Linked DNA regions of Mus musculus: regions 2, 3 and 4 are each linked to region 1. A link is a loop called in an ENCODE intact Hi-C map of the cell type or tissue named here. Cell type or tissue: heart. All regions are shown on one strand. Links, peaks and the distances in the headings refer to the core of each region. The heading gives the core; the rest is flanking DNA.

Region 1 (2,500 bases), core at 1-2,500:
ATATTGAGATTTATTTCCAGTACAGCCATGTGTTTTTTTAATGATAGGAAACTGTTCTGAGAAATACGTTGCAAGAAATACTGTGCTCAGAATACAGTTGCCACATGCACTAGAATTCAGATGGTTCCAAGTGTCACCAAGTGACAGTCTTATGGGATCACTGTCATGTATGTGGCCCATTACTGACCAAAGCATCCTTGTGCACCATGTGGCTGTGCTATGTAGTATGAGGCTCGCGTGTATAGATGGATGTATAAGAAAAGTAACTTCTGCCATGTATTGGTTTTTCTTATAAAGTACACTTGATACACATCACAGCAGATGATGCTCCTTCTCAACCAGGATCATCTCCAACCCTGAAGAGTATGTTGGCATATCTAGAGAGATACTGTGGACCACCCCACTGGGTGGGGGTTAGATACACACTGGACAGGGATATTCTGAGGTATACTCTGACACACAGGACAGCCATGATCAGTAAACAAGCACCTGAGGCAAAGGATGAAAGTTTTGAGATCAAGAAATGGCACGGGATAGCCCAGATGGACCAAATTCAAGGATTGCAGAAGGTCCATTAGCAACTTAGAAATGTTAAAGACTTGAATGAGCTTGGAGATGGGAACAAAACTAGAACAAAAGCAAAATATGCACATAGAAAGTACTTCAATACTCTTTTAAATGGAGTTAAAATATGCAGTGCTATTGATTTCACTAGCTGGAAAAGTGGAACCATCTGAGTCTATCAATGGCAGCTTACATGAATAAACTGTAATCAAATCATGCTGTGAAACATTCTGCAGCCAGTAAAAATGGTGACTTAAAAAATAATTAAAATGTAATTACATCACATCTTCCCGAGCCTTGGCTAAATATATATATATTGATATTGATATATAGATATCAATAATATATATATATACATACACACACATACATATACACACATACTAATGTATAAGCATAGATATAACTACAATCTACTGAATCGAATCCATTTGGTGTTGCTTGTTTGCATATCACCTCATGGCTGACCACTTTGTATTGTATTCCTGTATTTAAAGCTGAGGGGACATCATGGAAGAAAGGGTGAAAAATTTGTAAGAGCCAAAGAGCTGGGAAGTCTATGGTGAGACAGCTCCAAAATACAGAGCATCACTGTTACAGCCTGAGCACACATCCCTAAAAGCCAAGTTGCGTGAGCTTCTCGCAGGCTGTGGTGTTCACATGGGGAGGCACTGCTGGTACAAAGCAAACTATCAAGGCCGATTTCTTTAAAAGAACAGGATCTCAGAAGAGAAGGAAAGAAGATAACCCTAGAAAGTAAACTTGGGCTTAGGAAGGGGAGAGAGGTCACAGGAAGAGGGGAAGGCAGCATATGAAAGTGTGCAGGAAAGCATTGTGTTGTTCCTGTTTTCACCAGCCAGTGCTGCTGTTGGTCAAGTTAGTGCAGGAAAGCAGGGAAATGAAACCAGGAACAGCCTCCAAACATCTGGCCAGTGGCTGGCGGTCAGGTCCCGCCACAGAACAGCATGGCTGGGCAGGCCTGCTTTGGCCTTGCTGCCTTTCTTTCATCTTCTTCCACTGCTCATTTGACAGTTCTGCACTGGAGGTTGGTGGGATCGAGGGTAGCCATACCAACACAGAGACACTGCCTGCTCTGAATTAAAAATCTACTCTGGACCGCACAGACCTGTCTCCCCTTGAAGATCGCCTCTCAGCACACAAGATCCTCCTTAGCCAAAGCTCATTTCCAGAACGTTCTCTCTGTTCCCTGATCCCAAGAAATGAAGGCCTCCTCCAGGTCTGCTGACTGTTACTCAAAGCATTAAGCCATGCTTCCCAGGTCCTAAGGCACAAATAAAGCAACACACAGGCATCTCTAACAATGCACACACAGTTATACACACACTTGAACACCGTGATGGGTGTAGCTGTGATTAATACACCGTTGCTATGTTTCCTACATACTCTGGATATAAGAAGCCTACCTTAGGATAATAGAGTAATCAGGTTTACAACATTAAAGATCTGAAAACTTGAGCCAGTTTAAACTTTCAAACAGCCAAGACACACACACACACACACACACACACTCTCTCTCTCTCTCTCTCTCTCTCTCTCTCTCTCTCTCTCTCTCATGTTTGTGTATATCTTAGCATGTGTGGGCTTCTTAGCACATGTGTACAAGTACACATGAGCCCATGCATGTGGAAGCCAAAGGAAAGTGTCAGGTGTTCTGTTCTATCATGGTCTGTCTTATTCCTTTGAGAAAGGGACTCCCTTTGAACATAGAACTACACTGTCAGCCAGCAAGCCATACTAGTCCTCATATATTCAATGCCAGAGCACTGGGTTATATTGTGGGATTTAGGTTATTACAGGGGATTTTTAACTCAGGTCCTCAGGCTAGCAAAGCAAGTGTTCTTAATCACCATGTTACTCTACTGTTGCTGTGATAAAACACCATGACAAAGACAACTTTTGGAATGAAGAGTTTATT
Region 2 (3,182 bases), core at 339-2,838, 51 kb after region 1:
ACACACACACGCACACACTCCCCCTGCCCCCCTCATTCTGGCCTTGTAAGCATTTGCTTATAGAAGCAAAAGCAGGGACTGACTGCTCAGTAAAACACTGGTCCCTTCAGCCACATGCAGATAAAGCTCTAATGAGCATAACCAACAATGCGCTTTACACAGTATCACTCTCAGAGCACCCAATACACCCTTATCTACATTCACACACAAATAGCCATTATGAAAAGAAGCCACTAGTGAAAGGCTGAGTTTATGCATCTTGATGCCTAACACATTTCCTTCCACTCTGCCACAAGCATGTGCAAAAAGCCTGCCTTAGCCAGGGAGCCAGGGCTTCTGCTCCTCCCAGAGTTTGTTCCCATGACTGGATTCAAGGTCCTGTCCCAGCCCTGAAGGAAAGCAACCTGTCTCCACTTTATAAGACCCAGCCTTTTTGTCTCCCAAACCAAAGATTCCACCCCTCAATTCTGCCTTCCTGGCCCCTGAAAGTGAGTCCCTCTGCCCCTCTACCAGGGGAACCTCACTCATCTAGACCCTAGACAATTGATGCACCAGGTGATGATGTTAGCCTTACTTCATCGCACAACTGAAAGGGTGGAAATAAAGTCACAGATTCCAGTGACTATCCCCCTCTCTGTAAACATGACAAATAAGAAGCACTTCAAGGGTCCAGAGGGACCAAAGAGAGTGATAACCGATTCTGCCAGGCAAGTAGCAATGGAGGGTGGCGTGAGGGATTAGGATACTGCAGAGGTACTGAAGAGTTGGGAGGCACCAGACTAGAGAACATCTTCACTCTAGGCCCAAAGTTCTTGAAGCGCCTGGAGAATTAAATGTGTGTAGGTGCCAAGAGAGCATTCCCAACCACCACAGACCTCTAAGGTAGTTTGTTTGTTTGTTTCTTTCTTTCTTTCTTTCTTTCTTTCTTTCTTTCTTTCTTTCTTTCTCTCTTTCCTTCCTTCCTTCCTTCCTTCCTTCCTTCCTTCCTTCCTTCCTTCTTGCATTTGTAAAGACTTCTATTCCAGACAGCTTGCCCAGCTTGAGAGACACGCCCACCCACAACCTCCTCCCCTCCTTTTATTCACCCCCCCCCCCCACACACACACACACACCTCCTCGGTGCTGTCCTGTGGCAGGTGAAAGGTGAAGCTCAGGTGAACTTCACCTAGAGGCCTCTCTGAGTAGTATCTCCCAGAGGGGCTGGTCTACAAGGGAAGACCTCCAGGCCAGTTCATCGCTGCCCTGGAGCATCAGATCCCCCTCTCCTGAGCCCCTCAGCCTGCTAGGGAGCTTCAGAAAAATTGCTCTTGGTAGCACCAGATCACAGTCCCTGTCCGGTGCTCCTCCTACCCCACCTCGCGCCGGGTACCGCCCCAGCCCCCATCTAGCTCAGCAGCTGGCATCTGCAGCCGAGGGTCCCCACGTCTGGATGAGCCATCCCAAGAGACTCGCGGTGTCCCCAAAATGCCACTGTCAGATACCCTGGGATGCAAGCAAGTCGTCTGTAAGCGGGACCCTAAATGCCAGGGGCCAGGTCGCCCTGTACCCCAAGGCAAGGGCACGGGGTCCTTGTCCTAGAGCTATCCAGACTGACTGTTCTCCTCCCAGGGTAGCAGGCGCGGGGCCCATGGGCCTCCTGCCGCGCCTCCCTCCAGCTGTCACCACTCACCTGCTCTTCAGAGGTTGACTTTTGAGTTCGTAATAGGTTTTGGGTTCTTCGTGAAACTCCTCCCCGACTTCGAAATCCGCCACGATTCCCGATTCGGACTGCATGACTCCCTCTTGCCCGCCTTCCACTGCTTGGGACTTGGACCAGAACCCGGGCACCTGAGAAAGATGGGGGGCCTCGGGTACCCCAAGCCGCGCGCCCCGCGCAGTGCCCCACTCAGCCCGCTAGCCGGCCGCCCGCCCCGGCGCGGTGAGTTTACTCTCACACCAGAGCGGGAGGGGCTGAGCCCGGTGCGCCCTGGGATTTGTGGTTCCGCCTGGGCAGAGCACACCAGCTCTCCAGGATATCAGCTTCCGCAAAAACTACAACTCCCAGAAGGTCAAACCGGGGAGAGACAACGTGGTGTACACGGATAGTGCAAGTCCTGTTTGGATTCCTTGTCAATGTCAGCAGCTCCTCTCCGTGTCTCTCCGGTTTGCTTCAAGGATACAGACCTGGCTGTTTAATATTAATAAGAACAACTCAGCCTGGGCTTCTACTGTCCCTCCTGGTTTAGACATCTGCGAGGACACGCCGAGCGTTCATTTAAAAAATAAAACACTAAGGGGTTTTGAAACTAGAAAGTTTCGGTCAGAGTTAAAACCCATTTTTAAAATAAAAGGACTTTCTATTAGCCCCCGAGCTCTTCTGGACTGCAGCGACACATCATTTTGTCCTCTATTGAAACAGAGTGTTGGAAACTTCACTTTTATAATGAAAGCATTATTGGAGGAGTTGTTCTTGTGCGTTCTTTTTCTGGAACTCAGTATAAGCTCCCACAATACTCTTCATCAGTTGAAAGGCTCCTTTCCTTTTATCCAATTAGTCACCTCTAATCTAAAGCAGCACTTGAAGGATTCAGTTAATTTTAAAAGACATCAAGTTACCAAACAGCTTCACCACCACCACCACCGTCTGCTTTCAATTTCTCAGTTGGCTGGGAGTTCAGATGAGATTGTCCTAACATTGCAAGCCGGTGCAGCTTCAAGGTACTCGGCTAGGTGATGTATTAAATGACCGCACTTTAGCTCATTTGTATGTTCAGACCTGTCTTCTGGTTAGTTCCAGCAGGACTCTTCATGTTGTATAAAACATCAACGAGTGCTTTGAGACATTGGAGTTAAGGGTGGCATTTTAAGATGGCAGAAATTCCTAGTTCTTCTAAGAAATCCTGTGTAATCTTAGACATGTCCATTGGATTCCTAGAAGCCTTAATTTCCTCATCTATGAAAGAAGAGATTAGGAAACCTATTTGAGATGGTGTTGCAAGGTCAAAAGTAAGGAAAGAATTACTTGCAATTTGTATACACTAGGGGCAGGCAAAATGGCTCAGTCGGTAAATTTACTTATTTGCAAACATGACAACCTGCAATTGGTCCTCAGGACACACATGACTGAAGAATGGAACTATTAACTACTGCAATCTGTCTCCTGACAGCTGAATGCAGGTGCAGGTACACATAATACATACATA
Region 3 (3,182 bases), core at 340-2,839, 99 kb after region 1:
GAAACCAGTCATTCTTATTTCCCAGGTAGCAACATGCTCACCTATTCAATAAAGATGATGTTTGACCACTGAGAATTAAGAGGTTATGATTTTGCTATCCACTCACTCTCAAACCGACAATAGCAGCTTCGAGCAGCTATCTCCTCCTCGGGTTTCCTGTCTGCTGTGATGTGAAACTTGTCTCATGCTCCGACATTCCCTCTCTGCCTTCTACTGAAGGAGTAGGTGTATGGAAGACTTCATAGTCCATCCCGATGAAGTTTATAAGGACAGGAAAATGTGTGACTTGGCATAGTGAAGGTTGAAGAAGGCAGAAAGAATTCTCTCTTATTCACAGGACAAGCAAGCAAATCTGCCTAGACTTTATAATTTACTAGACATCCACCCAAATGTGTATTTGCCACTGGGAAGTCCCTCCCAGAACCATGGCTGCATAACCCAGCCTTGCCCACTGCTTACTTCTTGGGTCCATTTGTGGTTTTAGATCACAATCCCTCACGTTAAATTAACATAGCAGCCTCTTCATTCCTATATGCTAAATGTCTCTGTTTTAGAAGTCACAGAGCCAAGGACCTTCGTTTTCTGATGTGACAAAGCAGGTACACTGTCGAGGATATCCCAGCTGCTTTTGTTTTGTTTTTGTGTGTTTGTTTGTTGTAGTGTTGGAGCTTGAACCCCGACCCTTGCATTTGCTGAGTGAGCACTCTGCCACAGAGCTCTAATCTGTTTCCAGTTTTTTTTTTGTTTTTTTTTTGTTTTTTTTAACCTGCAGCCTCACTTTGTAGCCCAGTATGGGCTAGAACTTAATAAGTAGACCTCAAAGGAAATCACACCAATGCCCCTCCCTCTGCTTCCCAAATGCTGGGATTATAGACATGAACGATCACACGGCTTCCATCTGCTCTTTAAAATGAGCTAAATCTGAAGTATGGTGTCTGGATCCACACTCCCCTTGCTCTCTACAATGACAGCATTTTCACTTGTATACTAGAAGATCCCCACCCATTTCAAGCCACCCAACCCAGCCTCTCTTGTCCATATTAGACATGCTGTGGTAAGTTTATCCCTTCCCCTGCAGCGGCATCCTGCCTAGTTCACAGTATGAGTAATGGCCAACTTAATAAGGACTTTTCTTGTGCAGGTGACAGACCCCTGACAGGAATAGCTTAAGAGACTGGGCTCACCATTTGAGAGTATAGTGTGTCATGGGAAGTAAGGCATCGGTGTTGATGGGGTGGGAGTGGCGTTGGCTACAGGAGCAAAGGCATGACATAGACACTGCTCACCCACATCTCCATGGGCTTCACTTCCTCCAAAATTTTCTATATCCTCCCCAAATGGTGTCACAAGCTGGCGATCGAGTATTCAAACACAGGAGCTCACAAAATGTGTGTCACATTTAAACCACTACAGTGTATAGATTTTCCCCCAATCAGAGCCTGGGATAGGGACTTGGCTGAAGGCTGAGACCAACATCTGTGTTGACCTTAGAGGCAAAAGACTGAATGCCAATATGGGTACCTTCATACTGTTTTATGGAAGACTCAACTCTTCTGGTCCTTTAACCTTTTCTGTCTTGGCAAAGGAGAAGGAGCGCCATCTACTGTTGGCACATGCCGCAGGACAGACAGTCCCTTGAGACTTCCCCAAGACTTTTCGATCCATGTGTCCAGTGGCCACAAAGACAGCTGTAGTTTTCCTTTGCTTACGGACAGGAAAACTAAGACCAAAAGGCTACATCCAAGGTCACTCATCCACAGAGTGATGAATCCAAGCTTTTAAGGCTCTGAGAGGCTCACACAGGAGGAGAAGGAGAACACAGTCACAAATGAACAAAAAAATCGGGCCACACTTCTTGCAGAGCATTCCAACCCAGGGGAGTCAGTGGTCCCTCAAAATGATGAAAGGGCTGTAGCTGCACTCTGTAGAGCCTGTCCTCCGTCTCTCCCTCCCATTCTCACTGAGGACCCTATTCGGAGCCCCAATCCATCCTTGCTATTTGCAACAGCTGCTGCAGAGAAAACAGGTGGTATTTGCTTAAAGCCCACACAGATCTGAAGCTCTGTACACAATGGGAAACCAGGGAGGATCCATCAAGCTGTCAGAATGGGACCTGTAAGTGTGTGTGTGGGGAGCTTGAGTTAGAGAATACCCTTGCTAAGCTTTAAGCAATTCCACATTTAATCTCGCTTATTTCTGGGAGCACACACACACACACACACACACACACACACACACAGAGCCATTTGTCTAACCTTCCAGTCCCTAAAGGATGGGTCCCCTGCTGGAAGCAGTATTTGCCATTTGTGCCTGTGTCTATGACCTTAGAGGCTACAAGAAACCTTCTGCTGGACGAGACCCTGAATTAGTAGATGACTCTGTGTGTGTGTGTATGGTGAGAAACAATGGTCCTTACTGCATAACAAGAGTACTGGAGACTCGGAGTAGTGAAAGGGAAATAGTTTATGACCATGAGAACTTGGGTGTCAGTGTAAAGAAAGGGCAAAAATGGCTGATGTGGCACGAAACAGTAACACATGCACACGAACACACACACATTTTCCCTGACTGAGTGAGTTCCTTGGGAAATACAATCTTCTCAGTGCCTAGCATTGCCTCGGCCCTAAAGCCCTGTGTGTCCCTATGAGTTTGGGACACACAGCCTTATCTAGTGTATGTCCTGAGACTTGAGATCACCTCCTTTTCTGCTATACAAGCTTACTCATGTAGCCGACTGCCTATGGGTTTGCAGCACTGGAATGAACTTAGAGTACCTAGACAAGCAGCTGCCAGCTGCCAGCTGTGGAAGACAGGAGCCTAGGGCCTCTTGCTTCCCTGTGATTACTTAATGAGGCCTAAACACACTTAAAACTAAAAATAAGCCATAACAATTTCCTTCTAACAGTTTGCATGTGTGTATTCACGTGGAGTACACATGTGTTTCTGTGCACATGCGTAAGGACAGAGGTCAAGCTCAGGTGTCATCAGGTTTTTTTTTTTGAGACAGGGTGTCATGCTATTGAGCCTCAAGGATCTGCCTGCCTCCACCTCCCCAGCACTGGGATTACAATTGCATTCAAGCATTCCCACTTTTTAAAAAACTTTGGTTCTGGGGCTCGAACTCAAGTCCTCCAGCTTGCAGAACAAAACACTTTAATGGCTGAATCCTCTCTCCAGCCCAG
Region 4 (3,182 bases), core at 290-2,789, 66 kb after region 1:
GAGGAATTAATGCTTTTATCATAAAATGTGCAGTCAGTGTTTGAGGAAATAAATATTTTAACTGGACTTAAGCCATATGCAATGTTATATACATTTATCAAGATACCTCATGGTACCTCATAAACATACAGGATTTTGGTGGTCTTGCATAACAATTAAAAATATATCTAACTAATAAAATTTTTAAAAATAAAATAATGTTTGAGGTAGGGCCTCACTATGTAGACCAGACTGTCCTGAAACTTAACAGAGCTTTGCCTCTGCCTCCTGAGTGCTGTGTGTACCACCACACCTGGCTAAAATAAATAATTTTTAAATTCTTAATATCTCAAATTATCAGAGAAATACAAGCTAAAACCAAAACGAGTTAGATCTTCACCTCAGCAAGAAAGCTCGTCAGCAAAAAAGACTAAAGATAGCCAATGCTGTGGGTGGGGAGAAAATTGGACAACGTCATCAGGAATGTCCCCATGGACATAGTATGGACGTCCTCTGAACACTTTAATGGCACTACTTTAAATATCTAGCAGTCCTCCTTCTGGGTTGATATACATGCAAAGCAATGGGAAACAGTGTGAATTAAGAACTGCACTCTCATGCAGATCTGTTCATAAGAGCCAAGATGTAGAAGCAAGCTATGTGTCTACCTGCCCCCCTACCCCCAACCAACAGATAAATGAAATGTACTTTTAAACTGGGTGTGGTGGTAGCACAGGCCAGTCATCCTATCAGTCAAGACTAGATAGTGAGATAAGATCAAGGTCAAGGGTAGCCTGGGTTTCATAGGAAGACACTCCTCTACCTAACAAAGCCAAGTTTAGGGATTAGCTTGGTGGTATAGTGGTTGTCTAACACACACAGGTTCTGGGTTTGAATCCAATAAATACCATAAGATAAAGTTGTGTGTGTGTGTGTGTGTGTGTGTGTGTGTGTGTGTGTGTGTATGAAACTATTTAATATGAAAAAGAAAATGGAAACCTGTCATTCAGGAATTCATGTGAGCCTGGAGAAATGGGGATGCATTGTGTCAGACAAAGTAAGTCAGGCATGGAAAGAAAATGTTATGTGGCCTAAATACTTAAATAAAGAATAATAAAAATCTGATTTTTTTTTTACAGAAAATAGAGTAAATAGTTGGCCACTAGAGCCTGAGGGGTAGAACAAGAATAGATAAAGAGATGTGGATCAAAAAGTGAGCCCTTTATTTCTTTGACCCCTCCTCGCCATATTTGATTTGTCTAGCCTTCTCTATATAAGTAGTGCCTCTTTAAATACACACTCTTATTCAAAATGGATGCTTGCATCATATCCCCTTGATATAAGTCTACCCTTAATAGTAAGCACTGTTTCAGTTCCAAAATTACCATGGGAGGAGGGCACCTGGTTAGTACAAATGCATCTTTAGAGTGGACAACTGATAATTGGTCCAGCTTGAGATCCATGCCACAAGAGGGAGCACTCCCCTGCACACACAACACTGCCTGGAGGGCAAGAAACCAGAAGCTTGAATAGACCAGAGACCCACAATACCAAACACAACCAGCAAGAAGGAGGAGGAGGAGGAGGAGGAGGAGGAGGAGGAGGAGGAGGAGGAGGAGGAGGAGGAAGAGGAGGAGGAGGCAACAAAACGATTCCTAATGATATTGTCATACTCGTAGACAGGAGTCTAGCATGATTGTCATCATAGAGGCTTCACCTAGCAACTGTTAGGAGCAGATACAGAGACCCACAGCCAAACACTGGCTATAACACAGAAATTTTTTGGAAAATGGGGAAGAAGGATTGTAGGAGCCAGAGAGGTCAGAGACAGCACAAGAAAACCCACAGAATCAACTAACCTGAGCTCATAGGGTCTCATAGATATTGGCAATCGGGGAGCCTGTATGGGTCTAAGCTAGGTCCTCTCTCTATATGTTATTGTTGTGTGGTTTACAGTGGGAGTAGGGGTTATCTCTGATGATTCAGTTTTAAAACTTTTTATTGGTTCTTAGTCAATTTCACATCATGTGCCCCAGTACTTCCCATCTCCCCATCCCCTTGAATCTGCCCTCTCCCTTGTAACCTTGTACCCTTGTTATCTCCTAACAGAGAAAAAAAATTGTGGAAGCTATAGTGTGTCACACTGTGTCTGACAGTATACCCTTTTGTCCACACTTCTTTGCTTGCAAATGTTTCTTGGTCCAGTACAAAGCCTCCGGCTTCAGCTACTATGTTAATATCGGAACCTCACTGGGACTCCTCTCAGATATCCTGTTGTTGGCCTGTGTCATGGAGATCCTGTAGTTTTGGATCTGTAGAACTGGCCCCTTCATGGGCTCCAGCAGCTCATTGATGGGGTAGATGTTGGGTCAATTCAAAGCCCTGGATCAGGGCCTGGGAGTTATCTGAGCTGGTCATCCCACTGGCTCTTTCTCTCTCACACACTCAGGGGCCAGCTCATTAGCAACCCTGTAACCAAGGCTAGCTCTACCCTGATGCCTAAGAGAGGTTCAGGGCCTGCTCTCCTGAGTGTTGCAGCTGGTAAGGGACAAGACCAGAGCTCTCCCACTCTGATGACCTCAGAGCCAGCTCTCTAACCTACTGTAGGTGGCGGTGGGTGCATGGGTGGAGCGGGGGCGGGCAGCAGAGGAGTCTTTCTCTCGTCTACGTCACCACAAGATAGACAAATGGCAGACCCAGCTGCCCCAAGTTCCTGTGCCTCAGGGGTGGCACACTGGTGTCCCTAGTACTATGGTCAGCTCTACTGTGCTGTCCAGGAGAAGTGCAGGCTCTACTCTTCCAAGTGCTACAGCTGGTCAGAAGTAGGACCAACTGTCTTGCTCTCATGACCCAAGAGCCAGGTCTCCCACCTACCACAGCTGGTGGTGGGTGGAGGAAGAGGGTATTTCTTCTTAGTCCATGTCACTTCATTGGCCAGCTGTCCTATACTCATAACCTCAGGCCTACTCACCCACAACTCCTGCAATGTGTAGCTTTGCTCTCCCAATTATTGCTAGGAGTGGGGTCAGCTCTCCTTCTCTTATGCCCCCAAGGCCAGCTCTTCTACAATACCCAGGTAAGAGGGTTGTCTCAGGAGTGGTCTCGGGAGTGCTATGTCCCACTAGGCTAGTTAGTAAACATTTTGATAGTCACAGGTCAGAACACTGAAGGCTGAGCATAGACATAGCCTCTCCCCTCTCTGC

The links. Hi-C counts contacts between places; a loop is a spot of excess contacts. Peaks named below come from ENCODE experiments on the same cell type or tissue, not always from the same donor. Only the 100,000 strongest peaks of a DNase experiment are listed, where the experiment ranks them.
Region 2: it touches region 1 in a loop (2.2-fold over the local background); 7 of 42 quality-filtered maps call a loop at or near these places.
Region 3: a loop joins it to region 1, with 2.7 times the contacts of the local background. A loop is called at or near these places in 10 of 42 quality-filtered maps.
Region 4: it touches region 1 in a loop (2.0-fold over the local background); 6 of 42 quality-filtered maps call a loop at or near these places.

What each region holds. Positions count from the first base shown.
Region 1 is chr6:97,856,857-97,859,356 of GRCm38, reverse strand. All of the region lies in intron 1 of Mitf (melanogenesis associated transcription factor), which reads right to left. Among named protein-coding and RNA genes, the nearest start is that of Mitf, 51 kb to the right of the region's middle. In heart, for the core only: a CTCF peak has its summit at 1,416; a DNase peak (open chromatin) is centred at 1,486; H3K27ac peaks cover 590 bases.
Region 2 is chr6:97,805,775-97,808,956 of GRCm38, reverse strand. Mitf (melanogenesis associated transcription factor) reads right to left here and starts at 1,899. Exons shown (of 10, transcript NM_001113198.1): 1 at 1,670-1,899. The coding sequence starts at 1,773. In heart, for the core only: a CTCF peak has its summit at 1,896; DNase peaks (open chromatin) are centred at 1,476 and 1,986; H3K4me3 peaks cover 1,916 bases; H3K27ac peaks cover 1,334 bases.
Region 3 is chr6:97,757,930-97,761,111 of GRCm38, reverse strand. No RefSeq gene overlaps it. Among named protein-coding and RNA genes, the nearest start is that of Gm24565, 29 kb to the right of the region's middle. In heart, for the core only: a CTCF peak has its summit at 1,607 (motif pointing left); no DNase peak of the experiment used is centred there; H3K27me3 peaks cover 235 bases.
Region 4 is chr6:97,790,569-97,793,750 of GRCm38, reverse strand. It overlaps the pseudogene Gm23703. Among named protein-coding and RNA genes, the nearest start is that of Mitf, 15 kb to the left of the region's middle. In heart, for the core only: a CTCF peak has its summit at 1,425 (motif pointing right); no DNase peak of the experiment used is centred there.